4 separate regions of the Homo sapiens genome follow, and all the other regions are linked to region 2. Evidence: read pairs that join two places in POLR2A ChIA-PET (ENCODE). Cell type or tissue: HepG2. All regions are shown on one strand. Links, peaks and the distances in the headings refer to the core of each region. The heading gives the core; the rest is flanking DNA. Region 1 has its middle 13 kb from the start of LINC01447. Region 2 holds the start of LINC00525 (long intergenic non-protein coding RNA 525). Region 3 overlaps TNS3 (tensin 3). Region 4 has its middle 17 kb from the start of LINC01447.

The links. ChIA-PET counts read pairs that join two places held together with the same protein. Peaks named below come from ENCODE experiments on the same cell type or tissue, not always from the same donor. Only the 100,000 strongest peaks of a DNase experiment are listed, where the experiment ranks them.
Region 1: POLR2A ChIA-PET joins it to region 2 with 12 read pairs; 4 of 35 experiments call an interaction of 5 or more read pairs at or near these places.
Region 3: POLR2A ChIA-PET joins it to region 2 with 13 read pairs; 3 of 35 experiments call an interaction of 5 or more read pairs at or near these places.
Region 4: POLR2A ChIA-PET joins it to region 2 with 15 read pairs; 11 of 35 experiments call an interaction of 5 or more read pairs at or near these places.

What each region holds. Positions count from the first base shown.
Region 1 is chr7:47,631,383-47,638,875 of GRCh38, forward strand. No RefSeq gene overlaps it. Among named protein-coding and RNA genes, the nearest start is that of LINC01447, 13 kb to the left of the region's middle. RefSeq lists an enhancer at 3,293-4,004. In HepG2, for the core only: no CTCF peak of the experiment used is centred there; DNase peaks (open chromatin) are centred at 4,069 and 4,919; H3K4me3 peaks cover 1,830 bases.
Region 2 is chr7:47,760,090-47,767,582 of GRCh38, forward strand. It overlaps LINC00525 (long intergenic non-protein coding RNA 525), which reads left to right and starts at 1,387. Exons shown (of 3, transcript NR_038407.1): 1 at 1,387-1,424; 2 at 3,284-3,489; 3 at 5,740-6,683. In HepG2, for the core only: no CTCF peak of the experiment used is centred there; a DNase peak (open chromatin) is centred at 3,552; H3K4me3 peaks cover 401 bases.
Region 3 is chr7:47,471,165-47,478,657 of GRCh38, forward strand. All of the region lies in intron 4 of TNS3 (tensin 3), which reads right to left. Among named protein-coding and RNA genes, the nearest start is that of SNORD151, 10 kb to the left of the region's middle. RefSeq lists enhancers at 1-190, 4,003-4,546 and a silencer at 4,421-4,480. In HepG2, for the core only: CTCF peaks have their summits at 4,019 and 4,322 (motif pointing right); DNase peaks (open chromatin) are centred at 4,157 and 4,617.
Region 4 is chr7:47,600,911-47,608,403 of GRCh38, forward strand. No RefSeq gene overlaps it. Among named protein-coding and RNA genes, the nearest start is that of LINC01447, 17 kb to the right of the region's middle. RefSeq lists an enhancer at 151-240. In HepG2, for the core only: no CTCF peak of the experiment used is centred there; DNase peaks (open chromatin) are centred at 4,221 and 5,961.

The DNA of each region.
Region 1 (7,493 bases), core at 1,142-6,141, 130 kb before region 2:
CAGTGTTTATAGAGTTTACAAAGGTGTACAGTAATGTCTTAGACCTTCACATTCACTCACCACTCACTCACTGCCTCACCCAGAGCAGCCTTCAGTCCTACAAGCTTCATTCCTGACAATGCCCTATCCAGGTGGACCATTTTTTTTTTATCTTTTGTATACTGTAACTTTACTGTACTTTTTCTATGCTTAGATAGGTCCAGATACACAAATACTTACACTATGTTACAATTGCCTATAGTATACAGTACCAGAACACGTTGGACAGGCTTGTAGCCTAGGAGCAATCTGCTGTCCGGTGTAGCCTAGGTGAGTAGGAGGCTCCACCACCTCGGTTTGTGTAAGTGCACTCCATGACCGCACAATGACAAAATCTCAGAACGTATCCCCGCCATGAAGTGGTGCATCACTGCACACATAGGCCACATATGCACCCGGGCTGGACTTTCAGTAAGCACCTGCCCCCTTGTGCTAGTGTCTGAGGAGACTCAGCATGCTGAAATGTCCCGCAGTGAAGGGGAAATGTGGAATGAGGGACACCGGCATGTGCGATGGGCAAGAACCAGCTTGGAGCTGGTTCGGCCACCAGGCACTGGCTCGGGGCAGCTGAGCAGGCCCTTAACTAGCTCGCCTTCCTGCAGGCATCTTTTGCACACCTGCTGTGTGCCGGGTGCTGGTTGAAGATGCAACCTCTGACCTTTAGGGATTGCAAGCTTGAGCTCGGTGGGGACACAGATGATAGATAAATAACACAGTGTGATAACCATCTGGTCAGGGATGGAACCTGATGAGGAAGAAGTGACTGGAATCCTCCTGGGCTGGAAGGTGGGGGAGCTTTTATGTCTGCAGTCTCTTTGGGTAGGGAAGAAAATGAAGCAGGGGAGGCCTTCCTGTAAGGGGAGTCAGTCCAGGGTGTCAGGGGGTGGGTGGGAGAGGAACCTGGGAAGGCTGCAGGGCTGCACACTGTGCGTGGGGCAGTGGAGGCTCAGAATTTGGCACCCTGGGTGATGTCCAGCCATCAGAGTGTTTGAGGTGGGGGCAGTGCTTCAATCAGATGAATATTTTAGGAAGAACAGGCTGAAGGCAGCCATGTGGGGCTGGGGCAGGATGGGGGCCTGGGAGGGGACATAAGGTTGGGGCTGAGAGGCCCTCTGACGGGGGCTGGGAAGGGAAGGAAACAGAGAAGGAAGTGATGGTGAAATGAGGTTCTGTAGGAACTTTGGGCTCGTATAGCAATCCCCACTCTTGGCGCCTGTAGTCCCAGCTACTTGGGAGGCTGAGGCAGGAGGATGGCATGAACCCGGGAGGCAGAGCTTGCAGTGAGCCGAGATCATGCCACTGCACTCCAGCCTGGGCAACAGAGTGAGACTCCGTCTCAAAAACAACAACAAAAAAAGAAATCACCACTCTTGTGTATGTCAAAACACTCTCCTAAACATACATGTTTCCCCACGTCCTCTGACCTTCCCCACCAAACTGTAAAAGGCATCAACACAATCTTAGTAGATAGAGAAGGAGAGAAGTAAGCAGGCATCTTTCGAAGTCTTCTTATGTGCTAGACACTGTGGTGGCAGATTCCAGCGTTCCTTTAATTCAACTTTACAACAAACCTGTGCAGTGTGGCCTGTATGCCCACTCCACGGATGAGGACACAAGGTTAGGTTAAGAGAGGTGCAAGGGCAGAGTGGGAGAGGGGCCATTTAAGCCAGTTCTGCCATGCTCGAACACTGGGAACTCCAGGCTCAGCAGTCACTGCATGAGGAAGAGGGGACAGTGGACAAACGCGGCAGGAGCCCCCAGCCTCTGAGCAACAGCAGAGTATCCTGCGCTGACAATATCTGAATGTCACATACTCTTTCTTTTTTTTTTTTTTTTTTTTTGAGATGGAGTCTTGCTCTGTTGCCCAGGCTGGAGTGCAGTAGCGCTATCGCGGCTCACTGCAAGCTCCGCCTCCCAGGTTCATGCCATTTTCCTGCTTCAGCCTCCCGATGTCACATACTCTTACAAGACAAAGCTCACAGTGAGGGGGGCAGGAGGGACTTCCACTGCTGGGGTCTGCTTTCCCTGCTTAGCGCCCTCACCTCCTCTTGAGCTTCCAACCTTCCGTCTCAGGCTTGTTCTCTCCAAGATGGTAAAACAGAGCTTTCTGTTTGTTTGTTTGTTTTTGAGACAGAGTCTCACTTTGTCACCCAGGCTGGAGTGCAGTGGCACTATCTTGGCTCACTGCAACCTCCACCTCCCAGATTCAAGTGATTTTCCTGCCTCAGCCTCCCAAGTAGCTGGGATTACAAATGTGCACCACCATGCCCAGCTAATTTTGTATTTTCAGTAGAGACAGGGTTTCACCATGTTGGCCAAGCTGGTCTCGAACTCCTGACCTCAAGTGATCCACCCGCCTTGGCCTCCCAAAGGGCTGGGATTACAGGCTTGAGCCAACACACCCGGCCTGTCTGCTTGTTTTTAACAGACATGTTTGCCTCTTCTTTTTTAAAAAAAGCAACACCACCCCCAACCCCAAATAAATCTCAAGAAAGAAAAAGACCTTGATCAATGACTCTTTTTCCTTTAATTTTAATGGAATGCATAAGGTTTAAAGTCAGAGAGAGGAGGGTTGGAAGCTTGGTCCATCTGGTACTTGCAGTGTAAACTTGGACAGGGAATCTCATCTCTAGTTTCCTCTTCTGTGAAATCGAGATAATCCTACCTTCTTCACAAGGTAACAACACAGATTAAACAAGATGATGAATATAAAATGCTTGGTCCCAGCCCTAGCTCATTGTACACAGCTGCTCCACATAAAGTATTGAAGTTACTATCATTGCTATTAACTCTGACTCTCTCTGGTCCTACAAGTGCTCCTTAAGGAGGCTCCTTTAGGATGACAGGGACTGTGTCCAAGGCTGAAGTTCTGCCTGTCCAAGGCTGGGCTAAGCCACCAGTCTGGTCAGTTCAGTGGGTGGTTACAGGGTTAGGGGCTTTGCTGGGATGAGTAGTCAGTTTACCTAAGTGTGCAATCAGTTCATCTTGCCAGGTCAGACATGCCAGCTACTGCTGAAAGTATGTGTATTTAAAGATTGTCTGAGTCTGCTCCAGCTGCCATAACAAAATACCACAGATGGCTTCAACAACTGAAATTTATTTCTCACAGTTCTGGAGGCCAGAAGTCCAGGACCAGGGTGCCAGCATGGTTGGGTCCTGGTGAGGACTCTCTTCCTGGCCTACAGACGTCCGCCTTCTTACTGTGTCCTCACATGGCTTTTCTTCTTCTGCCCTGGTTGGGAGAGGGGGAGAAAGAGAGAGGGCGGGGAGATCCCTTTCCTCTTTTTCTCCTTGTAATCCTGTGGTGGGTAGTCCCACCCTCTTGACCTCATCTAACCCCAATCACCCCCAAAGGCTCCATCTCCAGACACCATCTCATTCAGGATTAGGGCTTCAGCATGTGAGTTACGAGGGGACCACAAACATTCAATATTGGGTATCCTATTTCCCAAGAACGAATAGTCTTCAGGGGAGTGAGTGTTGAGATAGAATGACTTTTGCTTGGAGGCTCTCTGCCCCTCTTAGGGGGCTGCATGGATTCTCCATGGGCGCTGTTGCCCATGCATCTTCTCTGTGCAGCTTCCTGTGCCTGACTGTTTAGACCTCACCGCAATCCCGCATGTTGGTGCTGTTATGACCCCCCTTCTGCCAGGAGGAGAGCAGCTCAGGGAGAACTGGCGTGCCCAGACGACACAGCTAGGACGGGGCGGGGGCTTAATGGAGCCCAGAGCTCTGCGTGCAAGTCCAGGCTCATCCCCACCTGCTCCTCCACTCCCAGAGAGCCCCAGCCTCTCGTGGTGCGCTGGACGAACCTGTGCTGCTGCAGCTGGTGGCGGGTGTACTTCTGGGCGTGAACTTCACGCTCACTGGGAGCAGCCCATGCACCGGCCCCCTCGGTGCGCTCAGGTCTCAGGTGCCTCCGGGAAAGAGGAGAAGGCAGCTGTCTCTGCGCTGTCCCTGAGCCTGATGCCTGTCTGGAATCCTACTGATGAACTGTGAGGACCAGGCTGGCAGCAGCCAGCTCATTAGGTCTTGTCCTCTGAGAAACGCCTGGCAGAGGGCGGGGCAGCCGGCCAGGAGCAGCGCTGGGAGGAGGGTGTTTGTTTTTGACACAGAAGAGCTGGAGAACACTGCCATTCGTGAGCTGACCTGGAAATGCTGGCGGCCCCTTGGCAAGGGAGCTGAAAAGGGCAGCCCCCTCTGTGGAAGGTGGTCGAGGGGTGGTGCTGGGTTGTCTGAGAAGACATGGGCTGGGCCTAGGTGAGACTGAGCAGAGCGTGGGAGCCCAGGGAAAGGTTCAGGGCCAGGACAGGGAAGGAGGGAGGGGAAGAGGGAGGGAAGACAGGAGAGAGAGGAGAGGGAAGCAGGGGGGAAAGGAGAGATGGGGGAGAAGAGAGGGGAGAAGGAAAGAAGAGGAGGGAGGAAGGAAAGGAGAAGAGGAGTGAAGGAGGGAGAAAGGAGACAGGAGGAGAGGAAGAAGTGAGGGAAGGAGAGAAGGGAGTAGGGAGAAGAGGGGAGAAGGGGAGAAGGGAGGAAAGGGAAGACGGAGGGGAAAAGAGGAAGGGAGGAAGCAGGGGCACCCCAGAAAGGGCCAGACACTCTCCAAAGTTACAGCATCCTCACAGCATGCCCCCTGAGAAGGCAGCATTCATGCCATTTTGTTTAAGTGAAGAAACAGGAATGAGTGCCAGAAATGGGACCTGGGCCGAGTTGGTCACAGCCAAACAGAGAGCAACTGGGTGGCCCATGGGTGCATCCAGCCTGTACCCGTGGTTTGGCCTGTGGTATTTTTGCATTTGTTTTCAGTTGAGTTCGTTGCCAGCCTTTAAACATCAGGAGACTTTACACAAAACCAGGGACTGTTGGCTTCTTTTTCCACACAGGCCCTTCTGGACCCACAGAGTCCACATTCCCCAAAGTGAAAGCTGCCTGGCCTCTGGGGGTGCACTGGGTCCAGCACCCACAGGTGAAAGTGAAGTCAGCCAGTGCCCCGTCCTGGAAGCCTCTGGATTAACTGCGCAGAGTGGTCAAGGTCTCGGGGACTTTCCCCATTGCTGGGGGGTCGGGGGAGGGGATCCCCTTACAAACACCTCCAGGCCAGGTGCTTGGCTCTAAGGCAGGAACGCTTTTCTGTGTCTTGGCTCCCGGGCTGGGGACAGACAGGGAGCCCGTGAGTTTGTTGGCTGGAGTCACCCTTGACTGTCATCCTCGGGCTGCATCTGAAGGGAAATGGGGCTTTTAACAAAGTCAGTCATCCAAGAAAAACAACGCCAGATAATTTTGAGGCTAAAGAGCAGCCCTCTGCTCCCATCCCTGCCTGATTCTTTCTAGGGCAGGACGTTTGCTTTATTTTTTCATGGCGATGTCAAGCAGAAACATTTTCCAGGTCCTGGCAGCCCAGTGGTATGGAAGGCGTCTTCCTTCCCGCCCTGGCATTAGCTATGGCTGTCACTTACAGCAAAATGAGACACTCTGCGACTGTCTGACTGCCTCCAGGCGCTGGCTGCATTTGTGCAGGATTTGGGGCCTGGGCAGGCTCAGCCGACTCAGAAGAGCCTGTTTAAAAATGAACTCTTTTATGTTCGAAAGTTTCAAAAATAGAAGGAGCCAAGTTTAGAGATGGAGATGCCATTTAAATGTCTATGGTTACGAGTGCTGTGGGTGGTGGCCTCCCAGCCTCCCTGGGCCGCGCCTGCTCCCCATGGGCCACAACACCACCCCCCCTCCTCCAGCCGCTGCATTTTCTTCTATTCCCAACTGTGCGCCACAGAACTTTTACAGTTATTCACAAAGGAAACCTCATAGTAACAAACACATTTCAGAAACCTAAACCTGGTGCAGGAAAGCAAACGGCCAACATTTATTTAATTTTATATCTTAACATGCATGGTATACTATATTCAATCATCTCCCCTCTATCTTCTAAATGATGAGAACCTCTCAACACATAGAAAATGTATAATAAGGCCAGGCGCAGTGGCTCATGCCTGTAATCCCAGCACTTTGGGGGGCCGAGGCGGGTGGATCACGAGGTCAGGAGTTTGAGACCAGCCTGGCCAATATCGTGAAACCCCGTCCCTACTAAAAATACAAAAATTAGCTGGGCATGGTGGCCCAGGCATGGTGCCTGTAGTCCCAGCTGCGTGGGAGGCTGAGGCAGGAGAATTGCTTGAACCCAGGAGGCGGAGGTTGGAGTGAGCGGAGATTGTGCCACTGCACTCCAGCCTGGGTGACAGAGCAAGACTCCGTCTCAAAAAACAAAACAAAACAAACAAACAAAAAATATTTAATAATAGCACAGCATGCACCATTATATGTCCTACCTAGATTCTGTAATCAGTAACATTTTACCGTTTTTTCTTTTTTGCTATTTTCTTTTTTCTTCTGAACTGCTTGAAACTAAACTACTGAGTTATGATGCTACAGACCTAAGTATTTCAACACACCTCTCCTGAAAGTAAAGACTTTCTTTTTTTTTTTTTTTAAGACAGGGTTTTTCTCTGTTGCCCTCTGTTGCTCGGTTCACTGCAGCCTCTACCTCTGGGGCTCAAGCAATCCTCTCACCTCAGTCTCCTGAGTAGCTGGAACTACACGTGTGCGCCACCACGCCTAGCTAATTTTTGTTCATTTTTTGTAAAGACAAGGTCTTACTATGTTGCCCAGGCTGGTCTCGAACTCCTGGGCTCAAGGCATCCTCTTGCCTCAGCCTCCCAAACTGCTGGGATTCCAGGTGTGAACCACTGCACCAGGACAAGACATTCTTTCACATAGCCAAAATAACATCATCCTACGCAAACGATCAACCATACTTCCCTAGGATTATCTACTATCCTGCCATATGCAGATGTCCCCAATGGCCCCCAAAATGTCTATTACAGTTGGTTTTTGGCCCTGAAGCAGCATCTAACAAAGCTTCCATTGGTTGTTTTGCCTTTTCAGAGTCTCCAAATGTGGCACCCTTCCCCTTGTTTCTTTCTATTGTCCTATTTTTTCAGTGACACCAGGTATTGTTGGCATTTGCTTACCCTAGGAAGAGGTCCGAGGCACAGTCCTCTGTGCTCCCAAGCACCCTAGGAGTCCCTGATCTCTGCTCTGGAGTCCTCTGCCCACCGCAGGCCCCAGCAGCTCCATCTATGGCCCCTCACCCACCCCTGCTACCTCACCCTGCTGTGTCCATAACACCCCCAGAATGATTTCCCTTTAACAGCAGTCTGAGAGTTTGGCCTTGAAACCTGGAAAAGGCTGCAGGGTAAGGCCTGACCTCCTCAGCTGGGATCCAAGCTGTCACCCCTCTCCCGCCATGCCTCTCTGTCTCATCTCATCCCCTAAATGCCCCCTTCGTTTCCAGGTAACTCAGGCACACAGAACTTCCCTGACACAAGCTCTTTCATGCCTCTGTATGTTGACACACGCGGCTCCCTTTTCTGGGGCACTCTTCCTGTCCTGTTCTTCTC
Region 2 (7,493 bases), core at 1,351-6,350:
TTTGTGAAAGAACTCAAATGGCCAATTCATATATGGCCAGTTTACTTAAGAATGAATTACCGACCGGGCACAGTGGCTCATGCCTGTAATCCCAGCACTTTGGGAGGCTGAAGCGGGTGGATCCCCTGAGGTCAGGAGTTTGAGACCAGCCTGGCCAACATGGCAAAACCTCATCTCTACTAAAAATACAAAAATTAGCCGGGTGTGGTGGCTGGCACCTAAAATCCCAGCTACTTGGGAGGCTGAGGCAGAAGAATTGCTTGAACCCAGGGGGCGGAGGTTGCAGTGAGCCCAGATTGTGCCACTGCACTCCAGGCTGGGCAACGGAGCAAAAACAAAAAACAAAAAAGAATGAATTACCAGGCTCTAAAAACCTATCAGTAAGCTTTTTTTTTTTTTTTTTAAAGACGGAACTTGATGCTAAGGAAATTGCAACAACACAATGTCCTAATACACTGTTGACAAGATTAAAAAATTTTTTATTTTTAATTTTTGTGGGTACACAGTAGGGGTATATATTTATGGGGTACGTGGGATGTTTTAATACAGGCATGCAATGTGAAATAGGCACATCATGAAGAATGGGGTATCCATACCCTCAAGCATTTATTCTTTGTGGTATAAACAATCCAATTATACTTTTAATTATTTTAAAATGTACACTTAAATTATTATTGACTATAGTCTCCCTGTCGTGCTATCAAATAGTAGGTATTATTCATTCTTCTATTTTTTTTTTTGGTACCCATGAACCATTCCCACCTTATCTCCCCAGTCCTCTACTATCCTTTTCAGCCTCTGGTAATCATCCTTCCTATTCTCTATGTCCATGATTTCAATGGTTTCGATTTTTAGATCCCACAAATAAGTGAGAACATGTGATGTTTGTCTTTCTGTGCCTGGCTTATTTCACTTAACATAATGTCCTCCAGTTTCGTTCCATCCATGTTGTTGCAAATGACAGGATCTCATTCTTTTTATGGCTGAATAGTACTCCATTGTGTATATGTACCACATTTTCTTTATCTGTTCATCTGTTGATGGACTGTAAATTTGCTTCTAAGTCTTAGCTATTGTGAACAGTGCTGCAACAAACATGGGAGTGCAGATATCTCTTCAATATACTGATTTCCTTCCTTTTGGGTATAGACCCAGCACTGGGATTGCTGGATCATATGCTAGTTCTATTTTTAGTTTTTTGAGGAACCTCCCAACTGTTCTCCATAGTGGTTGTACTAATTTACATTCCCACTAACAATATACTAGTGTTCCCTTTTCTCCACATCCTCACCAGCATTTGTTATTGCCTGTCTTTTGGATAAAAGCCATTTTAACTGGGGTGAGATATCTCATTGTAGTTTTGATTTGCATTTCTCTGATGATCAGTGACGATGACCACCTTTTCATATGCCTGTTTGCCATTTGTAAGTCTTCTTTTGAGAAATATCTATTCATTTCTGATTTTTTATTTGGATTACTAGATTTTGATTTCTGATTGGATTACTAGATGTTTTCCTGTTGAGTTGTTTGAGCTCCTTATATATTCTGGTTATTAATTCCTTGTCAGATGGGTAGTTTGCAAATATTTTCTCCCATTCTGTGGGTTGTTTCTTCACTTTAAGAAGATCATTAATTGCCTTAATCATTCTAAAAAGTGATTTGGCAAATAAGGGTTGAATTGTGTCCCCCAAAATGTCTATGTCCAAGTCCTAACCCCTAGTACCTCAGAATGCAACTGCATTTGGAAACAGGGTTTTTGAAAATGTGATCAAATTAAAATGAGGTTATACTAGAGTAGAGTGGGCATGTAATCCAATATGACTCATCCAATATGACCGGTGTCCTTATAAAGAAGAGGAGATTTGGCTGGGCATGGTGGCTCATGCCTGTAATCCCAGCACTTTGGGAGGCCGAGGTGGGTGGATCACCTGAGGTCAGGAGTTCAAGACCAGTCTGGCCAACATGGAGAAACCCTATCTCTACTAAAAATACAAGAAAAAAAAATAGCTGGGCATGGTGGCAGGCACCTGTAATCCCAGCTACTTGGGAGGCTAAGGCAGCAGAATCGCTTGAACCCGGGAGGCAGAGGTTGCAGTGAGCCGAGATTGCGCCATTGCACTCCAGGCTGGGCAACAAGAGTGAAACTCCATCTCAAAAAAAAAATTAATAAATACATAAAAAATAATAAAAAGGGGAAATTTGGACCCAGACATGCCTGGAGGGAAGATGATGGGAAGAGACACAGAGAGAAGATGGTTGTCCTCAAGCCAAGGAGAGAGGCCTGCAACAGATTCTCCTTCAGCCTTTAGAAGGAACAACACTGCCAACACCTTGATCTTAGACTTCTGTCCTCCAGAAATTGTGAGACAATGCATTTTTGTTGTTTAAGGCAACCAATTTGTGGAACTTTGTTCTGGCAGCCCTAGCAAATGAATACAACAAAATATATACTGTATTGAGAACCTTAATATTGGCAATACCATTTGCACAGGAACTCCTTGCCTTTGGTTGCCACCTAAGAAATCATGCATATGGACATGGAATTACACATAAAGTATATTTAGCTAGTTTTTCTTCAACATGCTATTGCAGGAGGACAATTCAAAAATCTTTCCAACTCCCACCTGATTTCTGAAGGTTCTCTGGGAGCCTGCGCATCAGCCATCAAAACACACTTGTCACATTTTTCTTTCCTTTTGGCCTCCTTTAGTGAAGTCAGCTGCCTGAGGCTGGGCGGAGGTGCTCAGCACTCCCTCTGGTTTGTGGGGGGCTGGGGTGGGTCACACTTATTCTACTGGATATCACTGTTCCTGGGCCCTGCCACCACTCTCAGCCCTGGTGCTGTGGATTCTGTTCATGAGAGGGGCTGAAGTCAAGCCTCCCTCTCAGGCCCAGATCTGAGTCTACAGGTCAGCCGGGGCTGGGGCCTCACGGTAGCAGGTGGTGACAGAGGACATGTCATTGTCGCAGTCACTGAGGACACTGGTTCTCATAGCCCAGCCTCTGTGCCTGGACCTCAGCTATAGGCCTGGCCCCATTGTGCTCTCCCTGATGAGAATCTCCAGGCCTTGAGCTACCTGACTCTTCCCAGTTGGCCAGACACATCCCAGTGAATGATCATCATCCTGCTCTCATCTCATAGCCAGCTGATCAGTCTGTTCACCCTCCACCTACTCAAGTACAGAGTGACACACCCCAAGCAACAATCGCATGAGAAATTCTACCACCTGGGGAGGGCAGAACTGGGACAGACTTCTTTCATTTTCTGATCTGCTTTTGCCAGATGTCCTCTGTAGCAAGAGGCAGGACAAACAGTGAGGACTGCACCAACACTCACCGGGTGACCCCTTTGCTTTGGAAACTTACTCAGGGTGAAAGGAATTCCGATTTTAAACAGCATCTCTTTGTGTGGCCTGTTTGAGGCACCACACAGAGCTTGCTGGAGCAGCTCTGTTGACCGCTGACCCTTGGCCTGCTAACTGAAACAAGGTGAGTATTTCTAAGGCTGTCGTGGCCACGGGAGGACCGGAGAATAAATGTGGACCTATTTACATTCTCTTTTCCCTGAAGGTGATAAATGGCTTCCCCCATCCAAACCAGGCCCCTCTAGGGCCTTTATTTGCTATTCTGGTTTTAAAAGGCAGACGGAGAATGTATTGAGTTATCTTTCAACTGTTTACTAGCAGAAGGGCAAAGATCAGATTACCAGCTCAGAGTGATTCATCTTTTCTCCCAAATCAAAGCCATATGTACACAGAGTCTGTGTACACATTAGTTCATTTCATTCATTCATCTAGGTCAGGAGAGGGAGACCTGGGACAAAGGTCCCGCAGAAAGAGATGGAGGCATCAGGCCACAGACAGTGAGCAGCATGGGTTTTTCTCTGCCTCCACATTAGGACTTTAATGTTTTTTTTTTTTGTTTAAAAAAAACAAAACTGCCTGATTTCCTGTCAGGCCAACTAATGATGTTTTTTCCCCAGGTTTCTGGTATAGAGGATGTTTTAATTTGAGAGAAGTTTCCACCTACAAAAACACATATTTGTCCGGGCATGGTGGCTCACGCCTGTAATCCCAGCACTTTGGGAGGCTGAGGCAGGAGGATCATGAGGTCAAGAGATCTAGACCATCCTGGCCAACATGGCGAAACCCCGTCTCTACTAAAAATAAAAAAATTAGCTGGGCATGGTGGCGCATGACTGTAGTCCCAGCTACTTGGGAGGCTGAGGCAGGAGAATCTCTTGAACCCCGAGTTCAGAGTCAGTCAGTTGAGATCGCGCCACTGCATTTTAGCCTGGTGACAGAGCGAGACTCCGTCTCAAAAAAACAAAAACAAAAAACCACATTTATACCTTTGGAAACATTAAGCCTCCAACTGTGAGAACGAAGATTCATATTTAAAGGGAAATGTGAGGTAATTCTGTGAATCTTAGACAGATTGATGGTACAAAATGGGAAGCGCCACCATCACTGATATTCTGAAATTATGGTTGACTGCAAATATCCAGAAAAGCATAAAAACAACATAATGAACGCCTATATTCTCACACACAAAACTGTAACATTTTGGCAGATTTTCATCAGCTCTTTTTCCTTAAGAAACAACACACACAAGGATCATGGAAGCCTCTCCATGCTTCCCACCCTGTCCTTAAACTGATGTTTTTCATCCCCAGAATGACGCTACATTAATGCTACAGATGAATGGCTCCATAAACTATATATAGCAAAGTATTGAACTTTTGTTGATTACATCAGTCTCTAACAAGCTTTTTTCACTGAACATTATGTTTTTGCAATTTGATAATGCCAACAGATGTAGCTACATCCATTTAACTAGTGTATTGCATTTTATTGTTACCAAACCGAACTTGGGTCCACCCATCCTGGCACAGCAAAGCCAAACACTGACAGTGGGATTTGCAGTGAAAAAAGTGAGGCATTTATAACAGGGCACCAAGCAAGGAGAACCGGATAGCTCTCGCCTAGGACCTAAACTCCCGAATGGCTTGAGTGTAAGGGTTTTTAAAGGTGGGAAGGCAGAAGTTACATGCAAAGTCATAAATCAATACATGGAGGTCTTACATTGGTTTGGCCAAAAAAGGTGGGATATCTTGAAGTGTGGGGCGAGGCACAGGTCATGGGTAGATTCAAAGATTTTCTGATTTGCGAATTGGTTAAGGGAGTGAAACTTTGTCTAAAGCCTAGGGGTCCACAGAAAGGAATGCTGAGCTCCGACCTGTAGGCATGACTTCCTCCAGGCCACTCAGGAAGAAATTCAGAACAAAAAATGGCAGTCAGAGTTCAGTCCCCAGTTCCTCTGTTATCTAAGGTCTATGTGCCAGCAGATGTCATTTTCCATTTGGTGGGAGTCCAGGTTTTTTGAAAACAACTCAGGGATATATATTAAGATGTTGTCTTTAGTTTCTATGGGGAACCAAACATTTGGTGGCTCTAACTTCCTCGGCTATTGTCTTCAGCTATTGTTACCTCCTTGCTTATCAGGTTGCTCACTTACTCCTCAGGGCTAGCTAGGTGCCCGGAATTTCCCTCAAAGGAACTCAAGATTTTTCTTTATTTCCATGCTTGGTTGGGAAGAGTGGCAGGCCCCTCAAAGGGATCCCTGCTCTGTCTCCATTTCACATGAATCATACAATTTAATCATGATGATGATAATGGATATTTGGGTGGCTTCTGTCAAGAACTGTGAAGAGGCTGACATTTCACTCACTACTTACAGATTCACAAGTGAGGCTGCTGCCCCAGTTTCATGGATGCTGGCAGAAGACTTAAGATTTCTGAATCAGAGACAGAAGACTTCATTTATTTGTCACAGCTAAAGCAATGGCCAGTGTCAGTGTATTTGCACTGGTGCCTCAAGCCCTGATGCCCACGGGGTGATGCAGAGACCCTATGACTCCCGCACATGCATTGGGTCAAGTCACAGTAGAGGACCACTGAGCTGGGCACCATGTGGACCTATAGCAGGCAGCAGGCAAGCCCTCTCCTTTGAGGTTCCTCCCTGCAACTACGACCCCGAAAAATGGATCCAGTAAAGAAGAGTCAAGGCTTTATAGTCTTGGTGCACCCAGTAAGACCTGTAGGAGAACAGGAAGCCTGTGGAGGACTGTTTCTTCCAAAAGTTTCCAAGTGTTAGCTCTTACACATGTATAAACAACACTGCAATTTGTCTCCTTGCACCGTACATCCACGAAGCAGATTTGCTTCTTGCCAAATTATTTCCCTCAGTGATTTCAGGAACTGACAATTCCCAGTCGCATATAGGAATTTTCTTGCGTCTTCTTTTCCTGACTAACTCTTGCGTTGTCAGACACTTTCATTTGTGCTAAGCTGATAAGTATCAAACGATGATGCAGGCTATTCATTATGTGTGTCCTTGATTACTGATGAGTTTGAGCAATTGTCATTTGTTGGACTGATCGTTCAATTTCCTCTTCGGTCCTTGGCCTTTTCATATATTTTGCCTTTTCTTGTAGGTGTGTCCTTTTCAAATTGATTTTTTTGGTGTTTTTGGTATATCCTGTGTACTAATTCTTTGTCATTTATATGCATTAATAATATCTCCTTTCACTGTGTGGCTTGTCTTCTCAATTTGTTTTTGGGTTTTTGTTTCAGAGAACATTTTATAAGCTTTAAATAATAAAGTTTATTTATTTTTAATTATTTTGATTTTGCTTTTGCATCTTGTTTAAGAAACCCTGTCCTACTTATAAATAAGGCCATAATTATTATTCTTTATTTATTTATTTATTTATTTATTTATTTATTTATTTATTTATTTTGAGACAGAGTCTCGCTCTGTTGCCCAGGCTGGAGTGCAGTGGCGTGATCTCGGCTCACTGCAGCCTCTGCCTCCCAGGTTGAAGTGACTCTCCTGCCTCAGCCTCCTGAGTAGCTGGGACCACAGGCACACGACACCCTACCTGGCTAATTTTGTATTTTTAGTAGAGATGGGGTTTCACCATGTTGGCCAGGGTGGTCTCAATCTCCTGACCTCATGATCTACCTGCCTCAGCCTCCCAAAGTGCCTTATTTTTCTTTTTAAAATATAAAACTTACGCCAGGTGCGGTGGCTCACTCCTGTAATCCCAGCACTGTGGGAGGCCGAAGCAGGTGGATCACCTGAGGTCAGGAGTTTGAGGCCAGCCTGACCAATATGGTGAAACCCCGTCTCTACTAAAAATACAAAATTAGTGGGCATGGTGGCGGGCATCTGTAATCCCAACTACTCCGGAGGCTGAGGCAGAATTGCTCGAACCCAGGAAGTGCTGGTTGCAGTGAGCCAAGATAGTGCCACTGCACTCCAGTCTAGGCAACAAGAGTAAAACTCCGTCTCAAAAAAAAAAAAAAAAAAAAAAAAAGAAAAGAAAGACAAAAAAGAAAAAGAAAAAAATATGAAAGTTTTGCATTTTTCATTTAGGTCATCAATACATGGGGAACTTAACCTCTTATGCAGGGTGAGGTATGAATCTA
Region 3 (7,493 bases), core at 1,076-6,075, 290 kb before region 2:
GAAAAGTGTGGATCAAAGTTCAGCCTGTGGGGAGAAGGGGTGAGGGTGGGGGTGCCACAACCACAGGCATCAGTCCCAGAAGACTGTGCCCACAGGGTCATGATGGCCTCACTAGGCAATTGTGCAGATGCTAAGGGGAGCAGCTGGAAACAGAGGCCGGGGCCAAGGGGCAGGGACCATCCTGGTAACCATCTCACCGTCTCGTCTCTGGGAACTGGGCTGAGCTCTGAAGGGCAGCCGTCCTGGGTCCCACTCACCCATGGAGTCATTCAGGATGGAATGGAAGGGGGTCTTCCTTTCCAACCTTGGCTCCCACTGACTTAGTGCCTGACTCCTGCAGGCAGCTCCAGGGCACCCGCGGGCCCTGCCAGCCTTTCCTGGAAGAGCCCTGGGGTGACAGAAGCCTCACAATCCCGCCCAGTTCGAATGACAGTTCATCACCAGAAGCTCCTCTTTTAAACACGTTCCACTAACATCTTCTGCTGTTTATCTGCCCATTCTCAAAGTCTGCTCCATCTGAGCAGAATGCGGCAGTTTGGAGAAGGGGCCTCAGCCAGGCTTGCCCAGGAGCCACCTCCCCCTCGGGTGTCCACTGGGTACCAGCTCCTCGCGGCCCATGTCTTCACCCAGATGAGGCTGGAGAGGTGTGAGCCAAAAAGGATTTCCAGAAATGCCTGAGGAACAACTAATCAATATGAAAGAAGTGAAGGGATGCACCCCATTGTATTAATTTCCTAAGGCTGCTGTAAAGCACTACAAAGTGGTTGGCTTCAAACAAGGCATGTGTTCTCTCACAGACCCAGGGGCTGGAGGTCTGAAACCAAGGCGGCAGGCTGCGCTCCTTCTGAGAGCCCCAGGGAGGATCTGTCCCTGCCTCTTCCACCTTCTCAGGCTGCCACAATTGGTGAGGTTCCTTGGCTTGCAGACACGTGGCTCCAGCCTCTGCCTCTGTCATCACCTGGCTTTCTCCCTGTGTCTGCATCCTCTCCTCTTCTTACAAGAACCCAGTCATGGAAATCAGGCCCAATCTAATCCAGCATGACCTCATCTCTGTCATCATTCCAAATAAGGTCACATTCAGGGGTTTCAGGTGGACATGAATTTCGGGGGAACACAACTCAACCCCCTGTACCTCCCCTACAGATGGTTCTCTGGGATCCGTGAGAAGGAGGGAGGCCCCACTGCATGTTCCAGGTCGAATGTTCTCATAGCACGTCGTTTCCTTACCTGCAAGGCTAGGTGTCAGTGTCACTGGGAAAGGAGCCCATTGGCTTGCCCTCCTTCACTGGTACTCACTGTGTGTGCCCATCAAGAGAAAGGCACGTGCACAGGGATATAGGGAGAAACTTTCAAAGGGGTGAAATGCACAGAAAACTGAGAGCAGTCCAGGACTGTGGCCCTAAACTTGCTCCCTGGCAGCTCCCTACACACAGGCCTTATGGTTGATTCGCTTAAGCCACTCTCTAGGGACTAGAGGCGTCTAGACCAGAAGGCGCAGGTGAGCCATGGGAACAGGAAGTCCCAGCCCACATCTCAGCACATCTTCAGCCTGTCCTACTCCCTCCCACAGAGTAAATCCCGGACACTCCTGCTGGTCTGCACTTGCTCCAAAGCAACAGAGAACCAGCCTGCACTACATCCACACCCTCCCAGGGCTGAGGCCATGGGCAATGATGAGGCAGGACCCTGAGCCGTTGTTGTTCAGGACGCAGCAGCTGGGAGATGGGGGTGAGGGTCATCCCCAACAACGAAGCACCCTCCAGAGGGGCGCTGGGTGAGAAACAGACGGACTTACAGTGCTGGCCCCACCCCTTCCTCACCTTCTGCTGAGCGACCTCACGCGCATCCAGCCCTCCCAATCTGAGTGTGATCGCCCACGCAGCCCTCCTCCCACCCGACTGCTCAGCATCCACACCCATCGTCCTCCACCGTGCCCTGCCAATGCCCGAATGCTGTATGCACAGGCTAACTAAACACCACTCTGTGATGACTGAGTGTCAAGGTAAGATCTGGGGAATGCAGTATCGGTTTGTACTTTTATTTTTGGGTCTCACCTGACTTTTGCCAAAGCCACAGATGTTGAGTTTGGCTCTTCTGACCAAATGGAACACCTGGATGCTGATCTAACAGGATCCTTGAAACTCTTCTCTCTGCTTCCTGGAGATCAGAGAGATTAAGGAGCAAGAACATTTGCGTATATCCATTGACCTAATAGAACTCAATTTCACTGTGACTCTGGTCAAATATGTTTGCATGAAGACTCCTGATGAGACACACAGAATCTGGAAGGGGCAGCGGTGAATCCAGAAACCATGAGCACGCACACATACACGTGTAGGTGATCTTCAGCCGAGACTCTGCTGTGGTGTATAGACCCGTGTCTGTGTTTCTGAAGTTTACTGAGGGGTGGAAACAATCTATAAGCAGGAAATAACCACTGTCCAGTCAAATACCTGGACTTATGGGCCGTGAGGACAAGAAATGCATACCCAGAGACTTGTGGGAAGCCTTCTGTGACAACATGCATGCAGAAACCACTGCAGGCTGGGGCCGGCAGAACAGACCCACATAGGTCACCTGGATCCACTGTCCCAGATCACTGGATGCTCAGCTCACTAAGCCCCACACCCAGTAATTTACAGGTGGAAAGTGTGGGTGTTTTGTTGGAAATTTGCTTAATTTTTCAGTAAAATAAAATGGAGACCATTAAAGTGATTTCATTTATCTGAAGCTCCTCATCATCCATTTGGTCAGCATTCTTTCTGAAAGAATCAAATAGCTTCATGAGACTCCATCACGGTCACTGGGGCAGAGGCAGGGATGGCAGCACGTGACCTGCAAGACTTCCTGACAGTCACATCTGTCCTGTCCTTGTGTTGGTTGGTCTTGTTGCTCTGGTCACTTCCTCTGTCTGGCTTTCTGAGTTCAAGTAAAACATACTGAGCAAGTCTCAACACACACACACACACACACACACACACAACACACATAAAAAAACCTCACACACAACACCTCACACAACACACAAAACAGCACACAAAAAACACCTCACACACAACACACACAAAACACCTCACAAACAATACACATCACATACACAAAACACTTCACACACAACACACACACATAAACACACACAGCACACACACCTCACATAACCCACACAACACACACAAAACACCTCACAACACACACAAAACACTTCACACACAACACAACACATACACAAAATAAGCAACACATACACAAAACACAACACAAACAACACACACTACACATACAACACACACTGCAACACACACACAACACCTCACACAATACACACAACACAGACATGTACACACACACAACACAGGCATGTACACACACAACACACTTCAGCACAACACACACAGCACAACACACACACCTCACAACACACACAAGACACACCTCACACACAAAACACCTCACACACAACACTTCACACACAACACACACCACAACACACACAAAAAACACCTCACACACACAAAACACCTCACACATAATACACACAACACACACAGCACAGACATGTACACACACAACACACCTCAGCACAACACACAACACACAAAGCACAACACACACACCTCACACACAACACACAAAGCACAACACACACACCTCACACACAACACACACGACAGACACACCTCACACACAAAACACCTCACACACAACACTTCACACACAACACACACACCGCAACACACACAAAAAAAAACACCTCACACACACAGGTAACACCTCACACAATACAACACATGCAACACACACAAAACACTACACACACTGCAACGCACTCAAAGCACCTCACACGCAACACACAACACACACACCTCACACAACAGACAACAGACAACTCACACACAAAAACACACCTCACGTACAACACACACACTGCATCACACAACACACAAACACAACATACACACACAAAACACCTCACACACACCACAGACCACAGACACACGCATCTTGCACACAGAGCTGTGCAAAGGTGGAGTGTGAGCTCCAGCCTCAGGCTGAAATGTGAGCCCTGCAGTCACCTTGGAGGGAACTAGCCCACTGGCCTCGGGTGAGGTGAACCAAGAGAAGCACCGCCCTGATGACTCAGCCACTATTCTTACCCAACCCCTCTTCCAGGGCCACAGACCACAGTGGCCAAGGCCAAGCAAGAACAATCACAGCGTGAGTGCAGGCAGCTGGTGCGGGCTCGGGACCTGCCCGGAGCTGGATCAGGCACTGCCCTGAACCCTCCCACACCAGAGGCCGCCACCAGAAGGCGGAGACACCGGCCTCCTTCAAGGACAGTGGCCCCTCTGTAAACAGGCGGCACTTCCCCGGGGGGGGGGCCAGGCCCTCCCTGGACTCAGGCTGGCTGTGGGCTGCCCAGGAGGCCGGGCGGGGAAGTGGGTCCCATACATGGCCTCGGGGTGTCCTAGTGAAGGCTGCCCTGCACCTGAGGGCATCAAGATTTGCTGGTATGAATCAATCGCTTGCAGAGTGTATGAAGGTAAACACAGGATGGAAAAAAACAAGGACACTCTGCCCTTGAACTTCAATCAAAAGCTGTGGGGCCACCATTCGGACCACTGTTAGGCCGCAGCATCATGAAAAGATCCTGCAAACCTGCAACTACCAAGGACAGACTCGCATGCGCCCTTGTTCTGACCGTGGTGCCTCCAAGTCTGCAAATGCGGGATCACAGGAATCATCTACTGTGTCTGTCATCGGTGCCCTCACCCTCAGGAAGCAGGGGACACGCTCTGGAACTCATCAGACTGGTTCTCTCCATCAGGAGAACCAGATCAACAATGAATGGCACACAGCAAAGGCTGTGGGCACCAGAAGAACCGCACTGCCAACTCACCTTCACAGGACAACCAACCAGGCTCTTCCCCACACATCACGTGTCTTCCCTGTGTCACACTAGCACTGAGGATCTAAGCATGTTATTTCATTCGATCCTGGCAGTGACCCCAAGAAGAGCTGGTGGCGTCCTCATTTTACAGAAGAGGAAAGTGGAGCCCAGAAAAGTGAAAGAACTCCATTCAGGGCCACACAGCTCACCAGTGTCATACCCCGGATGGGACTCAACCCAACTCTAGTCCATGCTCACACCTACCACTACATTCTGTGCCTGTGTGCGCATGTGAGCACTGCGTGTACACATACACGTAGACTTACAGAGCAGCTGGACCACAGGCTGTGACTCCCCTGTAAGGAGCCCGGCCACCTCTCCCAGCCTTAGGGACAGTAGTTACCTGAACAATGGTGAAGCATTCTCTCTATGACCCAGAAGACCACAGCCCATAGAACGGTAATGTAAGCAGAAAGACACCAATTGTCCCTTTATAGTTCTAAAAGCCAGAGGTCCCAATGAGGCTATGCTGCAATAGCTTGCCTCTGACATCCCTCCAAAATCATCATTCTGCTCGACTCATGGAGACGTGGTGCATGCCCCTGATGCCTTAGTCTACACCCTCCATAATTTCCCACGTCGCACATTTTCTCTGCTGATTCTTGTTTCTTCCCACCTTCCAGAAAGGCACATGCCAATCATTGTGGTTTCCTTTTCACACTGGCTCCCAGGAAGCTCCAACCCTGTGTCCATGTAACATATGCCAAGTTGACATTCACAAAGGGAGGTTTGCCTCCCAGCTCCTTTCTCAACAATACTATGTGCCGATTTTGAGTCCATGAATTAATCTAACCTCACATCCCACTTTTGTAAGCTGCTGCAGTAAACAGAAGATTCTGCTACCAGGAATATGAAAACGAACATCACAGGTAAATAGCCACGGGTTCAATGCGCCACAATCACGGAAAAGGTTCCTTCTCCATTGTGTCTTAAATGCCCCGGGGAGCCACAAAGGCACCCTATGCCTGCAGACAAAGAACCCTCACACAGTATGTCATTAAGATGACAGACACCCTTACAGTCCTGTCCTGGGATGTCGGTAAGTATGGCTGGCAAGGCTCATCACTGCCTTCTTTCTGCCCTACCAGGGAATTAGGCCCAGGGGTTTCAAAACAATCATGCCCTCAGCCAGCACAACTCCAGGAATTTTGACAGACCCGGCAGCTCACCTCGATAAAACATGCTGGGATGAAGCTATTCTAGAACCTCTCCAAAGGGGTCATGCCCCTCAGGTTAGCTGCAGAGCAGAGGAGGGCCTGGGGGTGGGTACAAGTGCCAGGTAAACTCCAGGTGTGGGAGGGGCCGCCAGCACAGGACAGAGCAGAAGAGCAGCCAGGTCTAAGGGCAGGTCACAGAGGGGCCTGCAGGGGCACTGACACCCCAGAGAGCAGAAGCCCCTTAGTGTCTGGGTGATGTGGGAGTTTCTTCAGTTTTCTGAGCTCCAGCAGGTGAGGGAGGGCAGGGCATCTGAGACAGAATAGGTACTCAATGAATGGTAACAAAGAGAAAAACAAAAACAGCTATCAGGTGACCTGGCCAGGTGCCACAGGGCACAGTGACAACCCAGGTGACATCGGGGATGTCAGTATTATCTGAAAGCAATTCCATGCCCATCCAAAATGCCAAGGATCACAGTGCCAGAAGACTCAGCCCAGACAGGATCAGGAAAGAAAAAAAAGATTCTGTGCTTTCTGCCCTGAGAAGCCACACGGTGCAGGCGGAAACCCTCCTGCCCAAGCTCCGCTAAATGGGGGGGTCTGCTTCTACAAGGCCACCCAGCAGGGAGGCAGAAGAGTGCTCAGGCTGGGCTGGGCTGCCACGTCCATCCTTCCATTTACTCCTCCATGCCAGGAGGAAGACAGCACTGCCCTGTTTAGGGGAGAAAGCTCCATGCAAAATAAAGATGTGAGGGAACTGGGTGTCTTGGCATCAAAGGCCCTCTCATGACCCCACACCACCACACGGGGAGAGCAGCCCAGAAAGGCAGGCATTTGCCAAGGCCACCCCTGACTGCACGCCCACGGGCTGATCTCTGCCCCAGTTCCAGCCCACAGCCAGGATTCCCACACTTGAGCTGATCAGCCTTGCCAGAGGGTTTGTTAAAGCACCGATCGCAGGGCCCCAGCAATTCAGTACGTCTGGGCTGGGGCCTGAGAATGTGCATTTCTATAGGTCCCCAGGCAATGCTGAGGCTGTAGGTCCAGGGACCACACCTGGGGGCCAGCTGGTCAAGGCAAGTTGAAAAGGCCACAGAGAGCTTAGTACAGAGTGGACTCATGCATGTTCATCTCAGGGAAATACACACACACACACACACACACACATTCACATACACATAAACTGACATACATAATAAACACACACATCCATATGTTCACACACAGGTAACAATTACATTATCCACATATATATACCCTCAGATATATAACAACTACATTAAAAACCTACACACATTAATAATTACATACAAGATACATATATTCACATGTGTAACATTTATATACATAATATATGCATACAAACCTTCATATAAACAATTACATAA
Region 4 (7,493 bases), core at 1,355-6,354, 160 kb before region 2:
TGTCTCTTTAAAAAAGTCTGAAAACCACTAATCTACGGTTCTATTGGCGTGATTCACAGCTGAGAAAACTGGGGCTGCAGGACAGGGTGCTGAGCCAAGACGGGCACTGAGTTCTTTCTCCGGGTCAGAGCAAGCTCCTTCCTCCTCCACCAGTGTCTTTTCTCCTGACTTGTTTTCTGACCATTCACCCTGGGTTCAGCTTGGAGCAGGGCCTGTGTATTTACTGCTGAGGCCACATTAACTCTTAGCAATGATTAAATTTTGACATCTCAAAACCACACTTCCGAATGTCCCCTTCAGAGGGATGCAATGATAACTCCTGCAGACCTTCAGCAAAGGGATATTACTTTTGTGCCCCCTTGGTCCCAGTGTAAAAGTGTTGACTGAAATTAAAAAGGGGAAGTGGTTGTAATTCACCAGGGCCTTTCCTCTTAAGTGGGTCTTGACTTTAATTTCCACCCTCAAGGTGAAGGGCAGAAGGTTTCTCTGCAATTTCACATTAGTTTAACAAATGGTTTAATGAGCACTAAAATCAGTGCTACCCTATGTTGCCCAACCCCAGGAAGAGTGATTCACATTGAATAGAATGTGGATGCTGCCTGTCCCTGGGATGGTGGGGTTCACAGCTTTGCCTAAGAAATCTGTTCAGTGTGTACATTAACACAATGCACGGGGGGAAGGTGATTCACACCAATTCATGGGGGAAGGTGATTCACACCAATGCATTGGGGAAGACATCAACCAGGGGAGGAGACGGCCACATAAGGAAAGAAGCATATTGTGATATGGAAGGTAAAACAGAGGTGCAGGGTGGCCTGGAGGAGGAAATGACTGACACTGAGAGGGGTTTAGGGATGTCCTCATGGAGATGGTGACATCTGAGCTGCATTTTGAGACCTCTGCCGAAATCAGTCATGTCACACTGTGTGATTCAGAGCCACCTGTGTGATTCAGAAGCAGCTGGTGAAAAACACCGTGAAGCTTCCCACTATGGAGAGACCCTCTGACGACAAACTCAGGCCCAACTGATGGCAGATCCTGCTCAGCACACATTTGACAAAGCAAAGTTCACCTTGTTAGAAGTTGACACCCCCCACCTGCTCCTGTGCAGAGGTCCTGCATTCTTACACCCTGGCCAGAAGAGGTGTCAGAGTGGGGCATGGACTCTGTAAGCTGCAAAAGAAGCTGCCTGGGAGGAGTCAGGCTGGAGGTCAGCTTCTACTTTAAATTCTCTATGGGACACTGGTAAAACTACAGCCAGGATTCAATTCCAAGAAGGTTATCAGAGAGACAATCCAAGGTTTAGGTGCAAAGATGTTCAGGGCAGCATTGTTTATAATTATGAGAAATATAACAATCAGAAAACATTTCCTGAGGACACTATGGTCAGGGAGCAGTTTCTGTGTTTTAAAGGAATAGCCTGCTGTGGTTTTGAATAGTTGTGTCCCCTCTAAAACTCATGTTGAAACGTAATCCCCAATGCAACAGTGTTAAGAGGTGTGGCCTAATTAGGAGGTGATTGAGTCATGAAGGCTCTGACAACCTGATGGGATTAGATGCCCTTAGGAAAAGCCCTGGTGGAGGGAGTAAGTTCCCTGGTTGGCCCCTTTGGTTCCTCCCACCTTGTAAGGACACCATGTTCCTCCCCTTGGTCGTATGCAGCAATAAGACACCATTTTGGAAGAGCAGACCAGGCTGTCCCCAGGCACTGAACCTGCTGCGACCTTAATCTTGGACTTTTCAGCCTCTAGAACTGTTGATAAAATACATTTCTGCTCTTTATAAATTATTCAGTCTCTGGTTTCTTGTTATAGCAGCACAAACAGTCAAAGACATAGCCTATTGAGACAGGAATTATAATTGTTCCCATTTCCCAGGCAGCAAAACAGGAACTCTAAGAGGGCAGGTTTGAACTCAACCTGCATGGGATTGGCAAGGTGAAAATGATGGCTTCAGGCCGGGAGCAGTGGCTCACGCCTGTAATCACAACAATTTGGGAGGCCAAGGTGGGCGGATCACCTGAGGTTAGGAATTCGAGACTAGCCTGGCCAACATGGTGAAACCCCTTCTCTACTAAAAAAAAAAAAAAAAAAAAATACAAAGATTAGCCGGGCATGGTAGTGCACACCTGTAGTCCCAGCTACTCAGGAGGCTGAGACAGGAGAATCTCTTGAACCCTGGAGGGGGAGGTTGCAGTGAGCAGAGATCGTGCCACTGCACTCCAGCTTGGGCGACAGAGCGATAATCTGTCTCAGGAAAAAATAAATAAAATAAAATGATGGCTTCAAAAAATTTTCTTAGAAGATTTTGCTCAAACAATCTAAAGTTATGCAGAAAAGACATGCTTACATAGATAAAAACATGCTTAGAAGGAACCTTGGGCAGTGGGCATGGTGGCTCACACCTGTAATCCCAGCATTTTGGGAGGCCGAGGCAGGCAGATCACAAGGTCAGGAGATTGAGACCATCCTGGCCAACATGGTGAAACCCCATCTCTACTAAAAATACAAAAATTAGCCAGGCGTGGTGGTGTGCACCTGCGGGAGGCTGAGGCAGGAGAATCACTTGAACCCAGGAGGCAGAGGTTGCAGTGAGCCAGTGAGAGGTGAAGCCAGCTGGATTTCCTGGGTTGAGTGGGGACTTGGACAACTTTTCTGTCCAGCTAAAGTATTGTAAACACACCAATCAGCCCTCAGTGTCTAGCTAAAGGATTGTAAACACACCAATCGGCACTCTGTAAAAATGCACCAATCAGCGCTCTGTGTCTAGCTAAAGGATTGTACACGCACCAATCACAGCTCTGTAAAATGGACTAACCAGTGCTCTGTAAAATGGACCCATCAGTGCTCCGTAAAATGGACCAATCAGCAGGACGTGGGTGGGGCCAAATAAGGGAATAAAAGCTGGCCACCAGAGCCAGCAGCAGCAACCTGCTCAGGTCCCCTTCCAGGCTGTAGAAGCTTTGTTCTTTTGCTCTTCACAATAAATCTTGCTGCTGTTCATTCTTTGGGTCCACACTACCTTTATGAGCTGTAACACTCACCATGAGGGTCTGTGGCTTCATTCCTGAAGTCAGTGAGACCACGAACCCACCAAGAGGAACAAACAACTCTGGACACGCCACCGTTAAGAGTTGTAACACTCACTGCGAAGGTCCGTGGCTTCACTTCTGAGGTCAGTGAGACCACGAACCCACCAGAAGGAAGAAACTCCGGACACATCTGAACATCTGAAGGAACAAACTTCGGACACATCTTTAAGAGCTGTAACACTCACTGCAAGGGTCTGCAGCTTCATTCTTGAAGTCATAGAGACCAAGAACCCACCAGAAAGAATAAATTCTGGACACATGGAGATCGTGCCATTGCACTCCAGCCTGGAGGCAGAGGGAGACTCTGTCTCGAAAAAAAAAAAAAGGAACCTTGCAAGAAGTAAACATGTTAATGGTGACAACCAGGATTGTCCCTTGGGGGTAGGATTACTGGCAATTGTTAAGGCACCTTAGACTTTTCCTTCATTTTCTAGTTTCCCACTGTGGGGTTACATTACTTTCATGATGTGAAAAACCCATGCTACTTGCCAATGACTTAAATTATATATTCGACTGGGCACAGTGGCTCACACCTCTAATCCCAACACTTTGGGAGGCTGTGGTGGGCAGATAGTTTGAGCCCAGGAGTTCAAGACCAACCTGGGCAATACAGTGAGACCCCATCTCTACAAAAAATGTAGAAACATCATCCACAAAATATGTAGAGACATCCTCATGCCGGTAGCCCAAGCTACTCAGGAAGCTGGGACAAGAGGTTCACTTGAGCCTGGGAGGCAGAGGTTACTGTGAGCCAAGATCGCACCACTGCTCTCCAGCCTGAGTGATAGAGCAAGACTCTGTCTCCAATAAATGAGTGAATGATATGTTCTTGCAGTATTGGACCTGTTGGCATCTAAATATCTCACCTCAAAGATTATAGAAGTGCTGTTCTGGATGTTGCTATCCCTGTGAAACCTTCTCCAACCCCCGCCCTCCCTCCTTGGCTTAATTGCGGATACTGTTTCCAAGTAAAGCAAATTTCATTTCTCCAAATTAAAGTGACATGAAGCAGGTTTTTCACCCTGGTCAGCCCTTGCCACATAGTTGGGATGCCAGAATTCTTTCAAATAGCATGGAAAGTCCCAAAGACCAAACTAGAGTTCAACCTCTAAGTAAATAACTTCTCTTGCCAACATTCCTTTCTGGGGTGAGCCTTCCAATTTTTTTCATGCAAGTCAGTCTGTAAACTCTGCACAGCCAGCCTGGTGAGGCCCTACAGTAAACAGCGCACCTCCACTCCATATACGTGATTAAGGAGCTGGGGTCCAGACCTCAAAGTGTCCTCAACATGCGTTCAGGAAGAGCCATTTGTTACCTATGGTAGACTGCTGAAGCTGATGGTGACTTACTTAGAAAGTAATGAAACAGGACAGGCGCAGTGGCTCACGCCTGTAATCCCAGCACTTTGGGAGGCCAAGGCAGGTGGATCTCCTGAGTTCAGGAGTTCGAGGCCAACCTGACCAACATGGTGAAACCCCGTCTTTACTAAAAATACAAAAATTAGCCAGGCATGGTGGCAGGCACCTGTAATCCCAGCTACTCGGGAGGGTGAGACATGAGAATAGCTTGAACCTGGGAGGCGAAGGTTGATTGCGCCATTGCACTCCAGCCTGGGCAACACAGCAAGACTCTGTCTCAAAAAAAATAAAAAATAAAAACAAAAGTAATGAAACAGGCCAGGTGCAGTGGCTCAGGCCTATAATCCCGGCAGTTTGGGAGACCGAGGCAGGTGGATCACGAGGTCAGGAGATTGAGACCATCCTGGCCAACATGACTTTTTTTTGAGACAAAGAAAGAGAGAGAGAGAGAGAGGGAGGCAGGGAGGGAGGGAGGGAGAAAGAAAGAAATGAAAGAAAAGAAAGAGAAAGAAAGAGAAAGTAATGAAATAGCAGAGGCAAAGTGATGTCTCCAGCAATGGGGTTCTCATTCCCTTTCCTACTGATGCCTGTACTACTCTGGTTAAAAAGAGTAAACTCACTCACAACCCTGGGCCCTCCATCCTGTGTGCTGCAATGGAGTGAAAGTTTGGAAATTCCAACTAAGAAATTAAACATTGAGCAAAGAGTCTGCTTTCTCCAGTATTGGGTATAAAGTCAAATGGCATTAGGGCTGAGGGCCTCGTATGGCATCTTTGCCTGGGTGGACTGGCTGGTGCAGTGAGTTCAGGGTACAGAAGGCACTGAGGAGCCAATGCAATCTGGGGTCTGGGGTCAGTAGGACAGGGCTTGTCAAAAGTACGAACATTAAGAGGGTTCTGTGGCAGGGGTGGGGTAAGGGAAGACTCCGAAGGCTGGAGCAGAAGCATTGGCAGCAGCGCCGTGACTGGGCCAGTCAGCTTTATTCTCTGCTGGCTGTTGGTACTCTGGCTGAATATGAACAAGCCTGGGACACTGGTGCTGACTGGTCACAGTTGCGATGGTCAGACAGTCAATACCTGCGGGTAAAGCCTGTCTCTGATTAAGATGGAGACTGCTAGGCTAGGATTCCTCCCCAGGCTCCTCTTGTCTGTCATCTGCTTATGAACTTTCTAAATTTGGCCCGGCACAGTGGCTCACGCCTGTAATCCCAGCACTTTGGGAGGCCAAGGCGGGTGGATCATGAAGTCAGGAGTTCGAGACCAGCCTGGCCAACATGGCGAAACCTCGTCTCTGCTAAAAATACAAAAATTAGCCAGCTGTGGTGGCAGGCGCCCGTAATCCCGGCTACTCCAGAGGCTGAGGCAGGAGAACTGCTTGAGCCTGGGAGGTGGAGGTTGCAGTGAGCAGAGATTGCGCCACTGCACTCCAGCCTTGGTGACAGACCAAACTCTATCTCAAAAACAAACAAACAAAAAAAATTTCTACATTTATAAATGGTGTTTTAAAAAGAAAAAGAAACCTGGAACATTGCTATGGGCTGAGTTGCGCCTCCTAAAATCCCAAGGTTGATGTCCCAACCACAGTGCCTTAGTGTGTGACTGAATGTGAGATAGGATCTTTAAAGAGGTAATTAAGGCCAGGCTTGGTGGCTCACGCCTGTAATCCCAGCATTTTGGGAGGCTGAGGCAGGCAGATCATGAGGTCAGGAGATTGAGACCAGCCTGACCAACATGGTGAAACCCCGTGTCTACTAAAATACAAAAAATTAGCCAGGCGTGGTGGGGTGTGCCTGTAGTCCCAGCTACTCCGGAGGCTGAGGCAGGGGAATTGCTTGAACCCGGGAGGTGGAGGTTGCAGTGAGCTGAGATTGCTCCACTGCACTCCAGCCTGGCGACAGAGTGAGACTCTGTCTCAAAAAATAAATAAATAAATAAAAATAAGGAGGTAATTAAAGTTTAATGAGGTCATTAGGGTGGGCCCTAATGTAATATGACTGGTGTCTTTAAAACAAGAGGACATTAGGACACAGATACACACAGAGGGACAACACCTGGGGAAGGTGGCATCTACAAGCCCAGGAGACAGGCCCCAGAAGAAACCAACTCGGCCCATACCTGGATCTCAGACTTTCAGCTTCCAAAACTGAGAATAAACTTATACTGTTCAAGCTTCCCTGTCTGCAGTATTTCCTTTTTTTTTTTTTTTTTTTGAGACAGAGTCTCACTGTGTCGCCCAGGCTGGAGTGCAGTAGTGCAGTCTTGACTCACTGCAACCTCCACCTCCCGGGTTCAAGCAATTCTCCTGTCTCAGCCTCCTGAGTGGCTGGGACTGTAGGTGCTCACCACCACACCTGGCTAATTTTTGTATTTTTAGTAGAGATAGGGTTTCACCATATGGGTCAGACTGGTCTCAAACTCCTGACCTCAGGTGATCCACCCACCTCGCCTCTCAAAGTGCTGGGATTACAAGCCTGAGCCGCCACATCCTGCCTGTAGTATTTTCTTACTGCAACTTAGCAAGCTACAATATGAAGCAAAAATACAGACATGAAGCATGAAGTATACATTTGCTTTAATTATCTATGTATGCTCTATGCCACATCTGCCATGTACTACTTTAAAGCCATGTACAGGCCTGTACAGGGACACTCAGCACAGTGTCACATATGTAGATCTAAGCACCTGAGTCATTTTCAAGGACACTTGCTTTTGGGGTCCCAGAGCCTAGGACAGTCATTTGAATCTGCTGTACACACGTTCTCAAAAACACCCACCCCAAGTGGTGTGTTTACTGATCATGCCATCTCAGAGTGAATGTCACCGCCAACCTAACCAGAGATACACAGCGAGTGCCCTCCAGGAAGGTCCTTAACCTTTCCAGCATCCTTAGATGATCTGTTCTTGCTCCATCAAACAAGTGAGCAGAGGAATGTGGCCCTCAGAACAATTGCATCCAGGGAGCGAAGACTGAATCTGGTCTCAGGCAGGGTAAAGATTTGTCTCCGCCTCACTCTCCCTGAGTGGTCAGAAAGCGGCCCTGTGATG